Linked DNA regions of Homo sapiens: all the other regions are linked to region 3. A link is a loop called in an ENCODE intact Hi-C map of the cell type or tissue named here. Cell type or tissue: CD14-positive monocyte. All regions are shown on one strand.

Evidence for each region. A loop is a pair of places that touch in the nucleus more often than their neighbours do. Peaks named below come from ENCODE experiments on the same cell type or tissue, not always from the same donor. Only the 100,000 strongest peaks of a DNase experiment are listed, where the experiment ranks them.
Region 1: it touches region 3 in a loop (2.1-fold over the local background); 3 of 110 quality-filtered maps call a loop at or near these places.
Region 2: it touches region 3 in a loop (2.6-fold over the local background); 3 of 110 quality-filtered maps call a loop at or near these places.

Annotation. Positions count from the first base shown.
Region 1 is chr6:105,889,159-105,897,158 of GRCh38, forward strand. LOC105377923 (a long non-coding RNA gene) reads right to left here and starts at 3,939. Exons shown (of 3, transcript XR_001744275.2): 1 at 3,868-3,939. In CD14-positive monocyte, no CTCF peak of the experiment used is centred here; DNase peaks (open chromatin) are centred at 3,953 and 5,603.
Region 2 is chr6:105,875,327-105,883,326 of GRCh38, forward strand. All of the region lies in intron 2 of LOC105377923 (a long non-coding RNA gene), which reads right to left. Among named protein-coding and RNA genes, the nearest start is that of PRDM1, 210 kb to the right of the region's middle. In CD14-positive monocyte, no CTCF peak of the experiment used is centred here; DNase peaks (open chromatin) are centred at 4,975 and 6,475; H3K4me3 peaks cover 556 bases; H3K27ac peaks cover 3,320 bases.
Region 3 is chr6:105,788,568-105,796,567 of GRCh38, forward strand. No RefSeq gene overlaps it. Among named protein-coding and RNA genes, the nearest start is that of LINC02836, 160 kb to the left of the region's middle. In CD14-positive monocyte, CTCF peaks have their summits at 4,760 (motif pointing right) and 4,965; DNase peaks (open chromatin) are centred at 3,264, 4,774, 5,814, 6,514 and 1 weaker place; H3K4me3 peaks cover 977 bases; H3K27ac peaks cover 3,519 bases.

The DNA.
Region 1 (8,000 bases), 100 kb after region 3:
TAAAAATCTCGGACTTAAGTCTCAACTTGGGTTTCAGAATCACAAAAAGCTGATGGAGAAATAAATGATAAATGAACTCCAGACAAAAAGACAACATGAGTGGATGAACAGAAGGAAATGGGGAGAGGAAGTTGTACATAAATCCCTTTGCTGAAGTGCTAGAACTAGTTAAGTTAACGGAGATGATGCTACCATTCAACAATATATGGTGCCCCACTATACCTAGCATTATTTTAGTAGTAGCAATTAAAATGATGTTATGTCTGCCCTAACAGTAATAGTTAGCACATAAATATGCTAATTGAATGTTACACAATATTCTGTATACTTTACATATGTTAATTCATTTAATCCTCAAATAACCCCACAGAGTAAATGTCATTATTATCCCTACTTTACAGATGAAGGAATGAGAAGATAGTAATTCATCCAATATTATTCAGCTAGTAAGTGTTGGAGTCAGGATTTGAACCCAGGCAATCTGGCTTTAGAAAATGTGTTTTCAACCACTATGTTATTCCACTTTCTTATAAAAATAATTATACTTAAAAAAATACATAAACACTGTACTCTAGTTGCTAAATTTCTTGCTCATGGGGATACAGGTTAACAATTTTGAAATTGCTTTACAAATGTTGAACAAATAATAAAATGGATGATGGTCAGTGTTGGAGAGGGAGTAACAGATAAACAAGAAATGATGGCTAGTATAAACCTGGTGGAACTGAATTATAGTCAGAGATATCAGAATAAACTCAAATTTAGTTTAATATATATGTGTGTGTGCATGTGTGTGTATTCCTATATGGATGGATAGAGACACACAGATGGATAGAGTCAGAAGTAATTACAGATATAGGTATCTATGGCTATGTGCTCACAGATTTCCTAGCTCCGTTTGCTGACAGGGTCTGGAAGCAATGAGATCCCAGGAGCAATGAGCACACCTACCACCTAGATAGTGGCTTCTAAATACCATTTTACAATAAAGGGAACCAGAGTTCCTTGGAGAAATTGCTAATTGTAAGACTGGGGTAAGGAAAATATAAGATGTACCTGGAGCATCTTATAGTACCAGAAAATAAGGAAGTGCTTAAAAAACAAAAGGACAGGGGCTTGTCAAATGGACGCAGGAACCAGACTCTTTATAAAAACCCATCAAGAGCTTTCCATTACTCCTAGGATCAAGATGAGTCTCTAGAGCACTTCAAAAATTTAAAATCTCAAATGTAAACAAACAAATGAATAAATAAAAGCTAGCCTCCATATTTCATGAAAAGAATGAGTTTCTGAGACAGAAAAAGAGCTCCCAATGACCAAAGCTAGAACAACTTAAGCAACAAAATAATAATGAATTATTACTCAAAGTATAAAATAAACCTATGTACGTTTATACTGATATAAGTAAATAATTGAATAAATCAATAAATGTGGGAGAAGAGACAAATTTTCCTTGTGGAAGAGCTCTAAATAATGTGTGTAGACACTCCACCCCAGGAGGTGAAACTTACCCCTTTCCTCCTCCCTGCTTGGGGATGGGCTAAGTTTAGTGACTCACTTCCAAAGAATACAGTGGAGAAGTGGAAAGATAATGACCTTACAGTGGAGAAACCTGCCTGGCAAATGCTACCTTAAGCAAATTATGATGGTTAACATCCTCAGGGATAACATGTGGATATCATGTACCCTGTCACATGATCTGACAAAGACACTCCACCTGTATGATTTTCTTTGCCAAAACCCATAACCCCAGTCTAATCATGAGAAAACAGACAAAGACAGATTGGGGACATTTTATAGGATATCTAGCCAGTACTCTTCAAGACTGTCAAGGTCACAAAAAAACAAGGAAAGACTGAGAAACTGTCGCAGACCAGAGGAGACTGGAAGATATGATGACTAAGCACGACATGGCATCCAGGATCAGATCCTGGAGCAGAAAGAGGACATCAGTGAAAAAAAGCTGGTGAAAGCCAAATACAACCCGGAGTTTGGTTAATAGTAATGTACCTATATAAATTTCTTTGTTTTGACAAATTTACTGCAGCCATATAGGATTTTAACATTAGAAGAACTGGGTGATGGAAACTCTCTTGTGCTATCTCTGCAACTTTTTTGTAAATCCAAAATTATTCCAACCTAAAAAGTTTAAGAAATGACTATACTCTAAAATAGGCCATCCATGCAAAATAAAAGGGTAACTATATAGAATGCCAATGAAAGGAAACTAGAAATAAAAGCACAGCAATTTTTAGTTGTCTGCTGCCCAGAACTACTGATAAGACTGATGTTTCTTAATTCTTCACAAGGCACTTTGGGTGGAACGTTAAGCCCACATCCACAAATGCTTATTGGGTACATACCATGTGTAAGGCAGTGACCTAGACACTAGGGATGCACTGGAGAACAAGACGTGGCTCCTGCCTCCAAAGAACTTTCAGTCTGCTTGGAGAGGGAGGGAGAGAGAAAGAGAGAGAGGAGAGAGAGAGAGAGAGAGAGAGAGAGAGAGAGAGAGAGAGAGATCAACACAAAATAAAACACAGCATAAATGCTGCCCAGGAGGTAATTTCAAGACAGTAGATGCATACCCAGGAGGTACGTCTGACCAATCCAGTGTCAGGGCACCATGTAGGACAGAGCAGTCCTCTTGGAAAAATTCATGAGTGTTCTAATGTGCCTTATGACCATCACAAGGGCCCATGGTGATGGTTATAGACACCAACCTTCTTCTGACAGCATTAAGTGCATTTGGAAAATACAAATCTAATCATGTCACCTCTTTATAAAACCCAAGAGCTTTCCATGACTTCTAGAATCAAGACAAAACTCCTTACTCTATGTTATGGTTCATTCATGTGTCAACTTGGCTAGGCTACAGCACCCAGTTATGTAATTGAACACTAACCTACGTGTGGCTGTGAAGGTGTTTTACAGATGTGCTTAACATCTGCAGTCAGTTGACTTTAAATAACTAGAGTAACTTCAAGTAATAAGTTATCCACCTTGATAATGTGGTGGGCTTCATCCAATCAATGAAAGGCCTTAAGAGCAACAACTAAGATTCCCAGAGAAGAAGAAATTCTTCATCAAAAAAGAAGAAATTACACGTCAAGATTGCAGCACCAGCTCCTGCCCGAGTTTCTAGCCTGCTTGCCTGCCAGCCTGTCCTACAGACTTCACACTTGCCAGTTCTCTTAATTACATATTTATATGATATATAATACATATTATAGAGCTTATTGGTTCTGTATTTATATATAAATTGTTTATATACTATATATATTTGTATTAAGTATTATTAATAATATTACACACACATACACATATATATCCTACTGGTTCCATTTCCCTGGAGAGCTCTGACTGACACATCATGGTCTCCAGGCTTGGTGCAGTCCAGTTCTCACCCTTCCCACCAGCCACACCATCTACCCCAGTCCTCCTTGCTTTGTCTCTTCCACTCACACCAGCTTTTTCTCATTCTAAGTCCTTTCAACCCATCCTGTCCTCTCCTTTCACAAGCTGTTCTCTCTGCCTGGATCACTCTCCCTCCTTTCCTGATTAACACCTACTCATGCCTCAGCTCAACAATTGCTTCTTCAGGGATCCTCCCCCAGCCTCCCAGTGTCAACCCCACTTAGCACAAGATTTCAAAGCACCTCACACCACTCCTGCAGAGCTGGATAAGTTGCAGCTTCCGTCTTTCCTACATGTAAGTTCCATGAAGGCAGGAACCAGGTCTGGTTGGACTCATTATTTTCTAACTGCATTCCCCAGCACAGTGCTTGGGACATAAAAGGCTCTCAATGAGTATTTGTTCCACGAATGTCAACACAGATGTGATAAGAGCAGAAAACAGTCCCTCACCACAGGCACAGCCACTGAAGTTCTTGCCAGGTAGAATCCAGTGGCCCAGTCCTTTTGATGACTCATCAAGTTGAAACTCAAGGTCAGAAAAAAGGGGAACTCAGAGAGGCAGTCAAAGCAGACAGAGGGAGGGGGCTTTACTTGCCAGAGACAGAAATGTCTCTGCAGATGGGCTGGAGGCGGTCAGTGTGGCTACAGCCTCACATTGATACTGACTTCTCCAAAATACCACCTGCCTCTAAACTCAAACTGGCGTTTATGTAATGACATTTCCTACTTATTACCAGCTGCCAAATGTTGAAATTCCCAGAAGCACCTTTCTAAAGTCTTAAATATCAACTCTAGCCTATTAAAGAAGAGAAAAAGACAAAGATGTGTTATTACCAGGTTTCTTTTTATTTTTTTTTTTAAAAAAGGCTCAAAACTAAAAATTATCTAGCCCTGGCTGAATTGGGGTGAAGATAAGTGAGTGATTATTACATTTCTTCTTCAGGTTATTTTTACCCTGAGTTACCTGTGCTGAATAAGCTAGCAAAGTTCCCAAAACGCCAGGCCACTAGGTCAAGTTTCTAGAAGTAGTAGCTACAGCCAACTTCTCAATTCTTTTATGTGGTGATTTGAAGACACATCTTCCAATTCTTCAGCATTCTTCCTAGTGAGAAGTGAGGTCTACAGCCCTCCTTTTTAAATCCAGGCAGCTTGTGTCTCCCATGCATCTCATGAAATGCATTGGAAGAGCTGTATGTGACTTCCATGGCTTGCTCATGAATGACAGTGAAGTTCTGTCTTCTTCCCAGGAATAGTCGTGGTAGGAGCCCTGAGCCCTGGCAGATAGGTCTTACTCTCCTGAGGTTGCCTTGCTGGGAGGGAGCCAAGCCACGTGGAGAGACCACGTGAAAATGTTCCAGGTGGCAGTCCTCCTCTTCAAGTCCTTCTTGCCCAGGTGCCGTATGTACGTGAACAAGGTCTCAGATGATTCTAGACCCAGCTGTTGAGTCAACCTCAGCCTTGAGTCTTCTCAGCTGAGGCCTCAGCTGTGATGGAGGGGAGGCTCAAACAAGTCATTCCCACTGTGCCCTTTCGGAATTCTTAACCCAAACGGATACTAACATAGTTATTGCTCTACATAACTGTGTTTAGAGTGGTTTTTGTTAGGTAGCAGTAATAACCAGAACAATATAGAAAAATGGGAGTTATTTTGTAGATGTCAAAGCAAATGTCCAACTTTTCTCCATTAACAGCTTCTACCTACAGCAAATCTCTCAAATATAAACAAATAAAAGCCAGCCTCAATACTTTATGAGAAGAGTGAGTTCCAAGCAGCTACACCTACTGAGAGAGAAAAAGGAATTGCGTCTGGAGAAGAGAGAGCTCAATTGGTACTTGAATGAATAAAGGAATGACTCAAGGAGCTATGAAATGTTTAGGTAAGGATATAGCAGGAGGCAAAGGATCATTTTCTGAGACCAATAGCAACTTCAGCCCCCAGTTCAAAAAAATTCAGTCCTGCAGAAATCACAATAGCATATCCTTATGTTCTTATTCTGTCATATTTTATGCAACTTAACAACCAAACACACACAAAGAACATATATATGTAACTGACACAAAACTGAGCTGGATAACAAACATATTCAATGGCAGAAAGACTCAAAATTATTTCGACAAGCTGGAACAGGGTGGAAGAATAAAAGTGAGTAATCTTATCCCAGAAGAGTGACCTCAGACCAGAGAGCAGCTGAAATGATTGCACAAGGACATCAATGTCTTTTGGGAGAGGTATTAGACTCATCTTGAAGATAAGAAGCAGCTATGGAATATTTTAAAATAGAGAAGCATGATGATAAAATCAGTGTTTTAGAAGATTAACTTGACATCTCTTTGTGTAATGGATTCAAGGGAGAACAAATAGAAGGAATAAATGACACTTAGCACTTAGGAAATGTTTGCAATCCCACCACAATGAAAGTACATGGATCGGGGCTGGTCTGACCAGAATGGGAGTGAAAAAGAAGCAAAGATGATTGGTGGTGTGACCATGAAGACTCGGGCAGCAGGCTGGGTATCAAGAGTAAAGAAAAAGTCAAAGAAGACTCAGAAGCCTGAGTGAGAGGTCAGCAAGTTCATGGAAACAGAAAAAGATGGGGGAGGAAGTATGTTTGGAGACAAGGAAAACAAGCTCAGGAGAAATCTATGGACTTTGAGATAATGTTATCAAGATTTTTAGCTTATAAAAAAAGTTGATGGATAATTGGAGACATTGGATTAAGGTTTACAAGGGAAGATAGGCCTAGAGAAATGGATTTGGGAAACACATCAGCCTAGAGTTGATACCTAAAGCCATGAATAAATTCCCATATTTTTGCCATCTTAGACTCTTTGCTAGATCTTTAGCCTTCATGGCATATTATATTCAGGATGAAAATTTTTGAAAATATATGGCATTGTTTTCTTTCTTTCTTTTCTTTTTTTTTTTTTTTTTTTTTTTGAGACAGAGTCTTACTCCGTTGCCCAGACTGGAGTGCAGTGGTGCTATCTTGGCTCACTACAACCTCCGCCTCCCGGGTTCAAGTGATTCTCCTGCCTCTGCCTCCTGAGTAGCTGGGATTACAGGTGTGCATTATCATGCCTGGCTAATTTTTGTATTTTTGGTAGAGATGGGGTTTCACCATGTTGGTCAGGCTGGTCTCAAACTCCTGACCTCAAGTGATCCACCCACCTTGGCCTCCCACAGTGTTGGGATTACAGGTGTGAGCCACCAAGTCTGGCCTACCGCATCTTTTTCTTGTAGGGAGCTGCATAATTAGGTCTACCATGCAATAGCAATTTTATTGATAATTTTATAATTAAGAAACAAAATATGAATTGCCAAGATTACCTATATTCATTTTGGCTCTCAGTCTATTTTGAACTATTTCTCCTACTCCTACCTTCAACTGACAGGATTGGCCACAGAAATCATAGAACCATTTTGAATGCTTTTAAAGACTATCTGGGTGGGCCACCATTCATACTGCTCTCCACTTGAATGAATTGTCAGAACACCAAGAGCTTTTGCAGAGCCAGAAAGAACCAAAGAACGTGCAGCTGGAGGTATCAGCTGTGCATATCTAATTCTGGCCAAAACACCTCCCCAGAGTGTCCAGCTGGAGAGAGGGGAAGAAAAAAAGAAGAAAGACAGTAATTCAGTCAGGGACGTCAACAGCGGCTGAAGACGCGAGCTGGTTGCAGAGCACTGATACTGTTGGGTACAAAAAGAGGTGCTGCTGCCACCACAATATTTGGATAACCTGCAATTGCAAAGTACACATCTGTCTGTGACCATCTGTCTGAAAGTATGCTGGAGGTCAGAGGCTCGGTGAATACAGCAACCTGCAAGTGGAATGAGATAAGATAAAAAGAAGAGGGAAGTATGCAAGGAATCCCATTGGTTTCGCTTAAAAAGACACAGCAAGTTGAAAGAAAGTGTGGGATGGGATCTCCTTAAGTAAATTATGATTCAGCAAGTGCCGTTTTATCTGCCTAAGAAAGTAATTACAGGAAAGCAGTGTTTCCTGAAAAGTGTCTTTAAGGATGAGCCCGTTTGGAATAGTGAGAGGGTGCTGGCAGATGAAGGGTAGCAACCGCATGGCTTCCCCGGAGATGGTCTGGCCTGATCTGTCAGGTGCAGAATTGAGATTATTAGCACAGAAAACTTTGAAACTTGCTTTCCTTGACCTCCACAACACCCAGCACCTTCCACGCTCTGATTTTCTCCTATCTCTCTTGGCCATCCTTCAGTTGCTTTCACAGGTTTATCTTCCTCTGCCTGTTTCTTAATACTGGGGCTCCCCTGGGCTCCAAGCCCTCCCCTCTTCCTATTCAAACACTCTCCCTAAGTGATCTCATGCACTCCCTCGGTTTCACTGTCATTTGTGTATTGATGACTGTCAAATATTTACTCTTACTCAGATCTCTTGTCTAGGCTCGGGCCTGGATTGTAACTACATCCTTGGTACCTCCTCTTGGGCATTTTACAGTCTCAACTTGTCTAAAGTCGAACTCATGACTTTCTTCCAGAGACTCTTGCCTCTTCTAGTGTTTGCTATCAGTGAATGGCACCTCCATTCACAAGTTACCCAAGTTGGCCACCT
Region 2 (8,000 bases), 87 kb after region 3:
CCCTCAAGCAACAAGAAGAGCCAGGGTGGGAGAATCAGAACGGGCCAGAGGTCACAAGGTGGCTGTGGTTAATAGACCGACTTGAGCACATGGCAGACACCCTGCCTGGGGACTTCCAGACTAATTCAAGAGGAGGACTCTACAGGGAGATTCATTCACTCATTAGAACACTACAGGGAGATTCATTCATTCATTTAATACATACTTATTGAGCACCTACTCTCAGCCAGGCTCTCTTAGAAGTTCCAAGATTACAGGAGATAGGAATAAATGTAGAATCTCACTTAGGAAACCTGAGTTCTTAGTGCTCATGTGACCCACAAGGCTCCAACTAGCAAAGTCCTGAGGCATTAGGAATAGAACTTGAATACATAACGTGGAATTAGGTATACACGAAGAGATAAGGGTGAGTATCTCCTTTTCTGACTTTTACTTGAAGAAAAAAAAATCACTTTTTGAAGACAGAGAAAGATATACATATAGATAGAGATAGATACAAACAAAAAAGATAGATAGACCTTAATGTGTGTAGGTGTATATACACATATGTGTGTGTGTGTGTATATATGGTTGGTGCAAAATTAATTGCAGTTTTGCCATTCAAAGTAATGGCAAAGGCTGTGCAATTACTTTTGCACCAACCTAATATATACACCTACACACATTTTTCAAGGCATAATCCCATGCATGCACTGAGAGTTTCTTGGGATACCAGGCGTCTCTTATCCACCAAGTTAAACTTGTCTCATCCCACTTTGCCCTAGAGCCCTCAGAAGGATTGCAAGCAGAGTGCAGCCTCCCCTTTGTTCTGGCTGCAGCTGTCTCTGCCTGGATGAGCTCTCTAAGAGCCCAGGGTAACGGTCTTGACCGTGACTACTTACCGAGAGGCTATGAAAGGATAAACAGGCAGCCACATGAACGCAATGCTCTTTAATTACGTGGTCCCACCATGGAAGGAAGGCCGGCAGACAGGCAGACACATTCCAATTACACTAATACACCTTGTAAACATCAAATATTTTTATTCTGAGATTAAAGACAGCCTGTATCCTCACAACACTCCTGAGACCGTGCGTCTCAGGGCTGCCAGTGCTGCTGGTGAAACAGGATTTCCTTTGATTAAAATAGACTTTCATATAAATAACAGCCTCAAGTCTAGAGGTGGTCAAATGTAACTTCCACTGCAGACTGTCCACAATCTCAATTGTAGTTCTTAAAAATCTTTCAGAAAGGACAGGGTTCATGTTCTCAGAGGAAACTGATTAACCTAGCCTCGTTTTCTTCCAGTTTTTACCCTACCTATCCAGAGTCGGCAGTCAATTGGTTCCCTTGGTTAACGCTTGGTGGCAGTGGGCCTTGAGGCTTAAATCTGGTTGTTGTGTGGGTCACCTGCCTTCACTTGGTGTCAGCTCTTCCTGAGTCACAGACCGAGATGTTACTAACCCAGCCAAATTCTTTTATCCAGGCCAGCGGGGAACCAGTGACCTGAACGTGCAAGGTGAGTTGTCTGGGTACCTCGCCACTGGTTGTAAGCTAATCTGTAGAGAAAAAGTGATGAAATTCAGCAAAACCATTCATATGCCTTTCTGATAGTGAGCCTTTTCATGTGAGTCATCATCATAGGCAAAAAAGTCTTTGAAGCTCCTGATCCTATATCACAAATAAATGTTAGAACTAATAAATAAACTCCCAAAGAAATAGGTTCTCTATTTGAACCAATAAAACAACTTGTATAAGATGAAAACTTCTGGTCTACTCCATTCAGGCTGCTGTAACAAAATACCATAGACTGGGTGGCTTAGAAACCATAGAAATGTATTTCTTACAGTTCTGGAGACTGGGGGGTAAAAGATCAAGACGCCAGCAGATTCAGTGTCTGGTGAGAGCCCACTTTCTGCCTCATAGATGTTGCCTTTTCATTGTATCCTCACGTGGTAGAAGGGGTGAGTCTCTCTCTTGGGTTTCTTTCATAAGGGCACTAATCCCATTCATGAGGCCTGCACTCCTATGTCCTAATCACCTCCCAAAGGCCCTAACTCCTAATACCATCACCTTGGGATTAAGAGTTCAACATAAGAATTTATGGGGAGACACACATATTCAGACTATAGCACCATCTTAGTGCAAACAACTCCACGTTACAACGGTAGCTCTTTGTGGATGGTCTGCTAAATAGTTACAGGCAACCGAGTCTTTACACAGGCATTGCAGTGTCAATACCTAGGCAAGTTTAATACATAAAAAAAAGCAGACAATGAATCCTTGAAAACTATCCTATTGTGACATGAACCATCAACTCTAATTTCTATATCACATTAATTTGAATTTTTATATGTCATTTCTTCAAAGTGGGTGCCAATGCTACAAATTGGAGGAAATTATGCTTTATGAGTTCCTCTGCAAAACACAGTCTCTCTGGCACAGGGAGGTGATCTAGGAATCCAGATTCAGTGACTCTCCTGCTTTAGTGGCCCTTTATGGAAAAGCTCCAAGATACTTGGGGATACTCGAATGGCTCAAAAGACAAGAGGTGGGCAAGGTGGTCCTGAGAAAAGGCAAACCCATTTAGTTCCTCATGCCCACCCATGACAGTCCATCCCAGCTTAGGCTTTATATAGATTAAGGTGAACACCAAGGGAAGGCCCAAGGGCAAGGCACAGTGATTAAAGGGTAGTAAGATACAAGGTAAGTGTGAGATACAAAGAAGGGGCTTCCCTATACTTAACACATTTGGGTTAGGGAGATCATTAAGCTCATTGTTGACACTTTGGAAGCCACAGCATTCATTGGTTTATCCACTCAATAAATACCCTGACTACTTAGCTACTGTTTAACAGGTTCTGTGATGAGGGCTTAGGATAGAAACACAGGTTGGACAAAGCCCATGACTTCAGGGTGTTTATAGTCTGGTATAACAGACAGAGAAGGAAACACTGGGGGCAATAGAGCCCATCTGAAATGTGTCTTAGGAATATCACTATGGTTCAGGAGGAAAGAACATATTTGAGGAAGATCAGACTGAAAGCAGGGAGACCAGGTAGAACATTATCGCCCAAGTTCAGGATTAAGGCAACCGGGGCTTGTACTATGGCAGTGACCATGGGAACGGAGAAGAAAAGAGAAGCTGGATCCAAGTCTAGGGGCCAAGTTTATGAGGCTAAATTGTGACAGGATTTAAGGAAAGAGGAAGAACCACATCTAGAATGACACCTAGGCTATTGGGTGCTGGAAAAGGAATACAGGACAGTGGGAAGGGGGGCGGTAGGGAGCAGTTTTGGGGAAAGGTATGCCGGATGATTTGAGATTGGAATGTTTTGAGTTCAAGCTTCCTGTTGTACGCTTAAGTTAAAGTGCAGAAGAGAAGTCAATGCTGAATAAATATATCTAGGAGTCGTCAGGTTACTAAAATAAAGAGAACAAATGAGATCTCCCAGGGAGAACACAGGGAATGGAAAGGAAGGCAAAGAGGCTCTGAGCAAGGGGTGGTGACGGGCGGCACCATCACAGCACAGAGGCACACTAGACATGTTTTTCAATTAGAAAAGAGTCTGGTGGAAAAACCACAATGAGATATCATCTCACCCCAGTTAAGATGGCTATTATCAAAAAGTCAGAAAATAGCAAATGCTGGAGAGGATTCGGAGAAAGGGGAATGCGCATACACTGTTGATGGGAAGGTAAATGAGTACAGCCACTGTGGAAAACGGTATGGAGGGTCTTCAAAACTCTAAAACAGAACTACCACATGATCCAGCAATCTGACTGCTTCACAGAGATCCAGAAGAAAGTAAATCACTATATCAAAGAGATACTGCACTTCCATGTTTATTTCAGCACTATTCACAATAGCCAGGATATGAAATCAACCTAAGTGTCCATCAAAGGATGACTGGTAAAGAAAATATGATACACACACACACACACACACACACACACACACAGTGGAATATTATTCTTCCAAAAAAGTAAGAAAATCCTGTCATGTGTAGCAATATGGATGGAATCAGGAGGACATGATGTATAAGCCAGTCACAGAAAGACAAATATTGCATGTTCTCACTCGTATGTGGGGCTTAAAAGATTTGATTTTATGGGCGTGGTGAATACAGTAGTGGTTACTAGAAGCTGGGAAGGGTAGTGGGATGAAGAGGGGTTGGCAACAGGTACAAAAGTACAATTGGATAGAAGAAATAAGGTCTAGTGTTCAGTAGCACAAGAGGAAAACTATAGTTAACAATAATCTATTGTATATTTCAAAATAGCTTGAAGATTTGGAATGTTCCCAACACAAAGAGATGATCAATTTTGAGGTGATGGCTGTTCCAGTTACCCCAACTTGGTCATTACACATTGGATGCTTTTATCAAAATATCACATGTACCCCATAAATATGTACAACTATTATATATCAATGAAAGAAGCTTAAAGTGTTTTTTTAAGAGTCTAGTGGAAAAGCAGAAGATGAGTGAAAATAATAAAGGAATACTAAAGATGGAGAGATTGCCCTGTAATAAGCATGGTACATTTCTGCTAAAATTTACTGTATTTGATTATAAATACCAAATTCTCACTAAGTTCAATAAACCTTTTCTAGTTAAAAAAAAATTATTTGTTCCTTTTTCTTAAACTTTGTGTGGGGATTGTTGCATTAAAAGTGACTTCATTTCCAATTCCAAAATAGTTTTTACTTTTTGTAAAAACTGAAAGTGATGATGCTTCTGAGCAGAAATGGGTGAGTATGTTGAAGACTGCCTTCTTTTGTGAAATCAAGTTCATATCAAACACTTTTTGGCTAGAATTACTAATGCATTACGAAGACTCCTATTTCTTTAAATAGAAAATAAAAGTCCACTTTCCCATAACTTAGATCAGGAAGGCTGCTTCTTGTTGGCCGGGGGTTTTTTATAGTTGCAGCTTAAATTCAGGATGATTTTTATGAGGCAAGGAAGACGTAGATCCTTCTGCAAAAAGAGGAACTTTCACAATTAGTGAAAACCAAGAGTGCTGACACGAGGGACTGGGGAAGATGCTATAACCACAGCGCGTGATGAAGGGAAGACAGCCCTCAGCCACCTTCCCAGCCTGTGCCGGAGCACACGCGCCCCCGCACTTACTGACACTCTTCACGTGTCGGATCTGACTCCTGAAGCAGGTATCACGAGAAAGAGCAAAATGCCCATCTTTGCCTTTAATATTGAAACCAGCTGTGTTGATTCCTCTCTGACCACCTCTCCCTCTGCCTCCCCCAAGTAGTTCACACAGATAAAATGTCTTCAGGACAAACAAGCAACCTTTCAACTTCATGGCTTATTAGCAAAAAGCCTTTTGAAGGCTTCTTTTCAAAAGCTGCAAGTACCCAGTAGAGGCCATGGTGATATAAAAAAGGTTGTTCTTCTCTTAGAAGGAGAAACTTCAAAGCAATCCCTGACATCCCAGAATTCGCTGCTTTTCCAGTAAATATCTGTTTGGGCCAGAGAATTTCAAGCTTTTGGATAAATTCAAAGATGAAGAGCCTGTATTTGGCGCAGCATTTCTATTTGTGTTCTGCACCAGAAAACCTCATCAACTGCATGTATATAACATCACAAGCTGATCACTCAGAGTCAGAGGGGCAAACGTTCACTTTGGCTTTGCTGAGCCTTTCCTTGAAGAGCCAAATCCAGCAAGGACATAGGCAGGCTCCTGAGGCAGGTGTGATGGAGGTGAACACAAGGCGGCAGGGGTAGGAGAGGAGTCTGTGCTCAAAAGGAGGGTTCATTGCAAATTCACTGGTGGGCAACCTTGTGGAAAGGAAGGTTTAAAGTATTTGACTCACAACTTTTAAGGATGCAAGAAATACTGTGAAGTATTTGCCGTATTAATTATGAGTCATTTATATGTATTTGTTAGAGGACTTATATTAAGAAACCGGAGGGTTTTCATTTTGCGGGGGTGTTTTTGGTAATTTGTCCCCCCTGCCAACCCTCACTCATCAGATGTCCTTTCTGTGTCCAGCCTGGGCTCCAATTTCACCATCTTTCACAGACTTGCCACAATTTTCCCTCCTAAGCTTCAGCAGCAGCTCAGGTGGACTATTACTGGTTTTCTGCTGGCACAAGTTACCTTCCATTCTATAGAGATCAATCTCAAGCAAAGCCCTTGAACAACATCTTTTCGATAGGGAGAATTGTTCACTTGTCCATCACTGACTGCTGCCCTGGGTGAGATCTCTAGCTCTCTGTCTATAATCACAACAAGCACATCATGCACACTCTTCCTTGTCGTATGCAAAGTAAAATCTCAAGATCACTAATGCAAAAGAATTCAAGGGCCAACCAAAACCAAGAGAGTAAAAAGATACTGTCTTGAGGAACAAAATGGAGGCAAAATATTGACAGAGTGGTGACATTTATTGGAAGAATTGAGATTTAATTGAAATGAGCACAGAATGAGAAGTTAGAAGCCCATCCTAACCCTGCTTTTGCCACTAACTCACTGGGCAGTTCACTTCCCCTTTGCTCGAGTCTCTCCATTGTATAATTTGAATTATCCACCCACCTATCTGAGATACGCAAAGTTACCTGTTTTGTTTATTCAAATACATATTCGTACTGAATTTTATATTTGGTTAGTGTGAAAAGCAGTATTTTTCAAATATGTATTCCTTAGGAAGAAATTAAGTCTCCAATCTTCTTAGTGTCTAAGGAATAGGGTCACCTCGCAATTACAGGGTCAGTAGTGGTCCTTTGCCCACCCCTGGGACCCTTAAGCCTGGACAAATAATTTTTTTATTTTTTGCAGCTAAGAAAGTCTGGCTTGTAGTTACAGATTAAATCTCATAGGCATCAGTACTTGATGATGTGACCGTGGGTTTAGAGTTCAGTTGCTGAAACTCAACTTCAGTCAGTTGAGCCAATGGGAATCATGCTGTAGACAATGAGCTCATGCTATCCAAATCCATCTGAGAACAATTGATCAAGCAGAACACAAAGGAGCAAATGAGCTGGCCTGGTTTGGGAACAGAGACTACTCATCCATGGAGGTTTCTCTTTCCCATCCAGTTGACCCATCTTGGATCAATTCCTTAGTGAGCTCAACTTCAGATCAGAGGAAGCTAGTTGTTTTTAAGGGAAGCTCCTGCTGGAAACACTCTTGGAGAGTGCTCTTCTCTTCCAAGGGAAATTTCTATACCAAGAACTGAGGCTGACTGCCCTGAAATAGAACACACTCTTGTCTAAATACAGCTGGCAACACTTCTTATTCCCTGGCTTGCCTCCTCCTAGTCCCTGTACACAACATACCTTCCTATTACCACAACTCAACATTTACTCCAGTTGAAATGCAGCCAGGTCGTTCATAGCTTTCTTAACATGGTACATTCCAGGCTTTTGCTTACAAGATCCTGGGGCTGTTAGCAGGGTCTTAACAAACCATCTCTTAAGGTAATCACAAACCATCTCTTAAGGTGATCACAAACCATCTCTTAAGGTAATCTCCATTTTCTGTTGATCCTTTTCAGTTTCCCTTTCACAGGAGAAGTTTCCTCACCTGGTCCCCAAATTTTGAGGGCATGCCTTCTAAGCCTGCAACTTCCACAAGGGACTGACTACACACACATACCCCAGGGGTGCCTCTGAGGACAGAGTCAAAATGCATTTCATATGCATTACACACAACTGGTCATTTGTAAATGATTTACACCGTATCATAAGAGAAATCAAACCCACAAAGGCCATAATTAGCTTTATCTCAGGAAAGAATGGTATATTGCATAGTTCCCAAATGACACAGTCCATGAACCAGTTGATTCAGATCAATACAATTGTGTGTGTGTATACGTATATACATTCCTTGATCTCCACATCAAATCTACAAATTAGAATTTCTTTTGGTAAGACCCAAGAATCTACATTTTTTACTTTCCTGGGCATTTCTTATATTTTTCTGGCTAGAATCGGAGCTCTGCTACAACCTGGAACATGCACTGGGAAAGTTACTAAACCTCTCTGCGCCTTGGTTTC
Region 3 (8,000 bases):
CTGAAAGAACCTGTTAAGCGCTTCCTGATGTAATTCACCTGAGAAATTGCTAAAGAATATGAACTTCCTATGGCAGATTTCAAGGCTGGGGTTTCCAGGTATGTTTTATTCACGTGCAAATCTGACCATACCTGCCATCGGTCACCAAGCAGGAAAGGAACATGATGAAGTGGTACCAAAAGCCCTAGGAATTTAAAATTTGCCAAAGTGCAACTGTTAGTTTTCCTTCCTGTCTATGGACATGAATTTCCTTTCTGACTAATTTCTTCGTAGAAAGAGTAATTAGCTTTATTACTAACATTACCTCTGTTACTACCTTTACGCAAATTATTAACAGCCAGCTACAGCTTAACAGTAATACTTAACAGTATTACGAGTACGTGAACTTTACCTCCCTAAAACACTCGTGATTGATAAACTGATAGATGGATAGATAGATATACACAGGTATGTATATACGTGTGGATATATATGGTTTTAAATGTGAACACACAAACACCATCATCAGCAGCAGCAGCAGCTATTCATTTTGTTGAGCACCTGTCACAATCCCTGTGCTTGTGGAGGTAGCAATTTAATGAGAGAGCAAATACAGAATATCCATCAAAAGAGGTGAATAGCCCTGTATAGCATAAACTGGCAGTTCTTAAAGTGTGGTTCAGAGACCTCTGGGGGACACTGAGACTCCCAGGGAGTCCAGTAAGGAAAAAATATTTTTATAATAATACCTAATGATATATAATTATGTTATTTGCTTTTAATTTGCATTTCTCGTGAGTGTACAGTGGACTTTTCTAGAGGTGACATGATCTGTGATATTGCATTGAATGCAGAAGCAGACCAGGAGTCCAGCTTTCTCTTATGAAGCCATAATTATTAGGCTATTTTCATTTACTAAAAGTGAAAAAAGAATGCCACTCTTCTCACTCATATTTTGGTTCTGAAATATTTTTTCATTTCAAATATGCTAACAATGTTAATATGCAATGAGCTTATTTTTTAATGAATTAATAAAAGTATAGGCCATCACCCTATTAAATTACAAGTTCTTGAAAGATCTTTGCCTACTTTACCTTTGTGTCCTAAAAACTGATAAATGAATGAATGAATGCTGAATGCCAAAATAATGATTTAGACATAAACTGTATAGGAGTCCAGAGGAAACACCTATCCTGGGGAAATTTGATGAAGAAAGTGAGATTTGAGGTGGTGCTTGAAGACAGGGGAAGGCTTCCACCAGGAAAATAAAACTAGAATGGACCCTTCCAGTGGGGAAATAACATGATCAAATGCACAGAATCAGGAATTTTTAAAGTGTACTTAAAAAAAACTCATAGAAAGATTAATGCTAAAGCTGGCATTAGTAAGATTCCTATGAGGAGGTGCAAACGAGCAGATAAAGAAATCTGGACATTTTGGTAACGTTTTCTTTGTAGACTTAATTTGAAGAAATGATCATATAAAGCCTGTTGGTTCCTGATGATGAGGAAAGAACTATTAACACTCTGTAGCTGACTTCACACTGTGAACACTTGGCACTGAAGCTGAAAACTAAGCTAGAATTCAGTAGGGAGGGGTAGTAAATGAAGGTCACTTCCTACACAGATCAAGCCAACCCCAGTTTTGTGTTAAAAGGCTAAATGTTTAGCTAGCAAATACAGAGCACACTTTCCTGAAAATAACAAGTTTAGTGTTGAGATGTTTACAGTTTTTCTAAAATTGCATTTTGATTTTGTAAAAACTTGATTAAAACAAGGTCACTAGATGTCATAAAAATGACATCTAGATTTTTTTTAAATCTCACAAAATAATTATTTGAAACAAACGTGTTAGGCATTTCAAAGTAATTTTTTCTACTAAGCGAGCACCTCTACTTTATAAGTTATATAAAGAATACTATTTTGTATGAATTATTTATATAAGAATTATATGAGAATAATATTTTCCTAAGACATACACTACAGTTTCCATCTCCACACAAAGTTTTACAGAAGTCTTCATTTTGAAGATTCAAAATATTTTAAACTGGTCAAATATTTAAAACTGTATAAATAATTCTATAGAACAGTCAAGTTTGCTTTCAGCATGTTTCTAATACATTGCTAGTTGGCCAAAAACAAAGCAAAAAACAGAAAGCAGAAAAGGCTAACAAACTCCGTGGAGTAGATTTGAAAGTTAAAGAGGCAGAGCCATGATCTCAATTTGAGAAAGGAGGAGGTAGGATGAACATACCACTCCTAGTGGCAGCCATTATCCAAGCAACTAATCTTGCTAATCTGTCTAGTATGTTCTATTTGTTTTGTGTTTGTTTTGATAAAGTAACAACAACAAGAAATGAGGATGGAGTTGTTTAGGTGAAATATGAAGCCTTATGGAAATAGATGCAGATTTGCTACCAGTAGCTGAATAATAGAATTGTGAACTTGTGAATTTTCTTTAGCATATTTTATACATAGAAAATAGTCATTACATATTTAACAATTAAGGAAAACATTTCCTGCATAGCATCATACGTTATAGACATTTTCTTATAAACAACTAATCAAAACACTATTTTGTTAGAGGCCCTGAATCCATAAAGAAAAATAAGCTTATAAAGTCTTTTGTCCTATAATCCCCTCAATGTAATGGAATCTTTTCTCTAAGTTTTCATGGAGTGCTTCTTTTTAATTTTAAGTAACCATACATATTTTATAAGCAAACATATGCTATTTTTCCAAATCAAAAGACTTTGCAAGTTTTTCCTAGATTAAAACAACAACTCTGCCTCTCTGCACTGGCATCCATCTGTGTTGGTATGTGTTGTACACACACGTGCACACACACACACACACACACACACACCATGACACACAGGCAGCAGAGGGAGGCTGGAAAGATCTGTGGAAGGAGAATCAGAAACCTCAGGAACCTGTTATGATTCTGTTTACCTAATTGTGAGACATGAGCAAAGTCACTTAAATTTTCCTGAACCCCAATTTTCTTTTTCATAAATTGTTTATAATAATAACATCTCTGCCTGCCTCAGCAGATCAGGGCGATACTCTAAAAAGATGACATATAGGAAAATACTTTGTATGAAGACATGATTTTCACAAATATTTAAGTACATTTCTTATGCTGTAAAGGCTCAGTTTCAATAACAGCTATCTTTGTTAAGCAAAAGTTGAGTTATGAAACTAAAAGTACAACTTTCCAAATGATGTGGGATTTCCTGTTCTGTGTTTTACAGGGCCTTGTCCCAGATGGGCAACTATTTATTACCATATGACCAAGCCAAGCTTTGATTACAGTTATTAGGGCATGAAAATATTGGCTAAGCCAAGGTCCCTGTTGTGAAAGATAAGGAGCATGAAAATCTAAGAAGTCATGGGCATGATCCTTCACTCATGGGTTCTAATAGTTAAGAAGGCTGAGGGTAATTTAAAAAAAAATGAATAGAGCTAAAAATAGGAGGTTAAATATTACCTTATTGATGAACGTACCAACTAGACTTCCCTGCTGATATTAGGAGGTCATGCTGAGGCCTGGACTTTGATGCAATCGCAGGGCTGACCCAAGGCATGAGAGAAGGAAAGCAGGTTCTCCTCCCTGGGGCACCACCCGTTTGTGCTGTTGGGCTCAATTTCAGGTGCCTGCCTGCCCCACTGCCCTGGCCCAATACCTGTGTGATGCCCAAGGCCTGAGATGGAACCTCCCTCTAGAACCTTGCCCCTCTCGATGCTTTCAGACTTACCTTCACTCTCAAAGGGTTTCTCATGTCTGTGAAATTGCTACTTCTGGAGGCAGGCTTCCTGTGCTTCCTGTAGGTGACAGTCAATTGATCAATTGAATCCAAGGGTCTCACACTGAAATGACCACCAGGGCCAGGCAGAAAAAGTAAACAGTAAAATGGGCCAGGTGGGTTCTGTCACCATGGAGAGTGCCTGAACCATTGCATGGGAACAACGACCTCTGAGCTTCAGCTAGGTGTGACCTTATAGAAATAGAGATCCCAGTGTGGCTAGAAATTTTCATGAAAAACTGGAAATCTAAATTTTTATTTAAGATCTTGACTTTACATGTGTTGCCAACTAAATCAAAGTTATGTTCTTAGTTTTTAAATATGAGTTTGTTTTAAACTGGAAGTAGACAAAATAAAACATATCAACAGGTCATATTCAGCCAACAGGCAGCCACATTTTCTCCTCTTATTTAATGGGTGCAAAAGGGAGAAATGCTAAAGGAGGACAGAGTCCTCCTTGCCCCACCAGTTAACACATATGCCTTATAGGAACAGCCTGTTGGTGCCCCATTTTTCTTTGTTGTAAATCAAAAGGATCCAAGGATCCAAGAGTCTCACGCTGAAATGACTACACACTGCCTGACCCCTGCAGTCATGTCAGTGGGAGACCCTTGGATTCAAACCATCAGTCGACTGTTACCTGTAGGAGGCACAGGAAACTTGCACCCAGAAGCAGCAATTTCACTGACATGAGAAACCCTTTGAGAGTGAAGGGAAGTTTGAATCTAGTTCAGACTAGATTGGAGGAAAAGGTGATGCATGGCACCTGTGCAGAGGAGGAAAAATTGCTGGAACTGGGTCCTAAAAACTCCCTCTCATCTGCAATACGGACAAATCCAGCTAACCCTGCCCTGAAATGTTCTTTTGCACTGTAGCAACAGCAGACACCTATTGGTGCCCCACGGATGCTTCCAGTCCCTCCCCCAGGCATTCTGACAGTCTAGAGTCTCCAGTGAAGGGAGAAGAATGTACACCAGAGGGCAGGAAGTCGACACACAAGCCCAATGCCCAGATGAGGAAGTCATTTGCCCAGATAGGTCATTTGGCAAGTTGCTAACAAAAGATCGACACAGAGTTCATTTCCACTTAATCCAAAAGATTGTCACTAATTCAGAGAATCCTGTTTACCCTAGGAGGGACTTGGAGATCATCTTCCCTTGCCTCCCCATTTTTCAGATGGGAAGATCAATGCCTACAGAGTCTTCTAAACTCAGCAATATCAATATCACCTGCATTGCTTACTGTTCAGGACCAATGCATCGGGAAAATGTTTTCCTACCACCTAGCCTCCTCTATGTAAGTGCAGTTTGCTATACACGGCAGACCAGGCACTTCTCAGAAATGGGAAGGTCAAGTGATATTATCAGTGGTCAATATATCACTCTATTGCTGACTATAATATGAACACCCAATAATTGTCTCCATTTCAACCAGGAAACTGGTTGGGTGTGACAAATGTGCCCTTGTTACTCCAGAGGTCTCTGAAAAGCTTTGCTCTGCCATTCATGGCTTTTGAAAACCAGAAAATGACTCAGTTGGATTTGATTTAATTACCTTACAGAAACCACCTTTGAGGGCCAGACACGGTGGCTCACACCTGTAATCCCAGCACTTTGGGAGGCCGAGGTGGGCAGATCACCTGAGGTCAGGAGTTCGAGACCAGCCTGACCAACATGGAGAAAATACAAAAATTACAAAAATTAGCTGGGTGTGGTGGCACATGCCTGTAATCCCAGCTACTCATGAGGCTGAGGTAGGAGAATTGCTTGAACCCAGGAGGTGGAGGTTCCAGTGAGCTGAAATAGCACCATTGCACTCCAGCCTGCACAACAAGAGCAAAACTCCATCTCAAAAAAAAAAAAAAAAGAAAGAAAGAAAGAAAGAAACCACCTTTGAAACCAGTGAGCCTGTGAATGGCAAAGGGGAACTCCAGCAGTTTGGAAGGAGGCAGGAACAGGCTTTCTCTAAAGAGAGCCAGTCTGTCTGTGACCACGGAGAAAGCAAGGTCTAAAGTTCAGGGACCAGTTCATGAGATCTGCCTGGCAGTGCTGCTGCGGCTGGGGAAGGAGCCACTCTTCTTATGTAATGGGAAGGAGGCTTACAACACAGGCCACCAGGAGTGGCTCCCAGTGAAAGCGACCTGTGCTCTACAGTGGCTGTCTGCCATGGGAACTGGTTTCACAGTCAGGTCCTGCTGTGTTGGCATCACGTTTCACGAGGAGGGCTTTAGAGATCTTTCATTATTATTCCAGAAAGAAAGATTATTAATCAGGTCAGCACCAGTCCTCCCATTTAATCAGTGGAGAAACTGGGGTGAGCATTTGCCAGTTCTAGCTGCATTCTAAGGTGAGTGACTTTGAAGCATCCTGCCTGGGATGCTGCGGCCCAGCCCCCTGGGCCCAGCCAGGGTCCCCTAAATTGTGGCGAATGGTCAAATGTAAGAAGTGAGGGAGACACTCTAGATCTGGAAGGAATTCTTCTTCTGGTTTCAGGGATTTTTTTTTTTTTTTTTTTTGGTGCTGGGAAAAGGGAAGGGAACTGGGGTGGTCTCTACTGTTTCCGAAATGTAGATTTTTTTTTACCTTAAATTGTGTCAACCCAGAATATTTTTGCATTTTTAAAAATTATCATGGGACTATATTCTGCATTATGAACAATTTCCAAGTGTGACTTCAACTGGAAACTTTATTAGCTCATTCAGGCATGACTCGTGTCACTTAGCAAACTGCTGCTTCAGTGAAGGAAATAAATGTACTTTCAGGGGTGCACTGCGTCTGACACGCAGAGGAGTTCTTAATTCTGCCCACAAGGAACCGGCCTATTACCTATTATCACATGCTTAAAAGGAAGGTAGCAACTATTCAAGTCAAGTTTTGCAGTGAGGAAAAATAAAATGTGACTTGCCCTGTAGAATAAAACTATTCACATTTGTATAATAGACATTTAAAAAGCATTTTCACATAGCACAAACATAATACCAAGCATAATTTTTTTAAAAAAAGCATTTACTTAACATCAACTAAAGTAAAATATTTGCTTAATCTAAAAAAGCATTTTTATATATAGCTAATGTAATCCTCACAACCATCCTTGTTTTATAGATGAAGCACCCTAGGCTCTGGGGTGTAAAGTAACTTGCCCATAGCTTCTCACATGCTCATGTCAGAGCCTGAACAGTCCTCAACTCCAGTGCTCCTTCCTCCTCACCTCCACTTCCCCAATTAAAGAGGGAGTCAGGCTTTTTCCAACTAGTACTCATCTCTAATTATGAGACAAAATGCCTTCATCCCCCTTTCCCAAACAAGATCTTCCCCTGCTCTGAATTTTTGGTGAAATAATAATTCCATAATGATACATCTTCTTCCTTCACTACTCTCTCCCCAACCAAGTACAGTGCCTGTCTCCTATTGCAATGGACATTTGTGAAAGGAAGGATAGGAGAGAGGAAAGCAAAAAGAGGGTCAGGCAGGAAGGGAAGACTCAGAAAATTCATCTTTTCTCATTACCCCAGCAACTAACCAACCCTAAGTGTTTTGAAGCACTTAATAGGTGCTCTGTATTCCGCTAGGATATAAGAGAGGTGTCAGTCAGGGATCCCACCCTAAGGAAAATTATAATACAGCAAAAAGATAACAAAAAATGGATCAAGTAGAGAAGAAAACAATGTGAGACAGACCATTCAATGGGGAGATGAGAGCTGGAGAGAGGAGAGCAGGGAGCCAGGGGAAGGCTCTGCAGGGGAGGGGCTCTGGGGCAGCATGAGGCTGCCTGAGGTCCTGCCTAGGGCACCGAAGAAAGCGCAGGAGTGCAGGCTGACACAGGATCAACTTGATTCCTTGTGTTTTACGTGCTCTACGTGAGAAAGGCTGAGAACCCCAGAAGGTGACACTGGCTACTCTGTAGGCATGAAGTGACTCCGTGAGTCATTGCCAGAATGTCAAAGGGATTTCTTAGTCAGGAAACAGTCTCTGCCTTGGTGTTGATCAACAACTTAGACAAACAGAAGTCTAAAGAGCAAACAGGCCAGCACAGAACCCCGGCCCCTCGGACCAGGCCATGCCCCACTTACTGTAAATGCCCTTGGCCACACCCAGCCTCTCACCAGTGCAGTGAAGCCTGAGACTCCTGGACCTACGACTCTGCTCTTTGCCCAGCATTTCACTCAAGGGGAATTGACTGACACTGATCCAAAGCACAATGCACACACTAAGATATG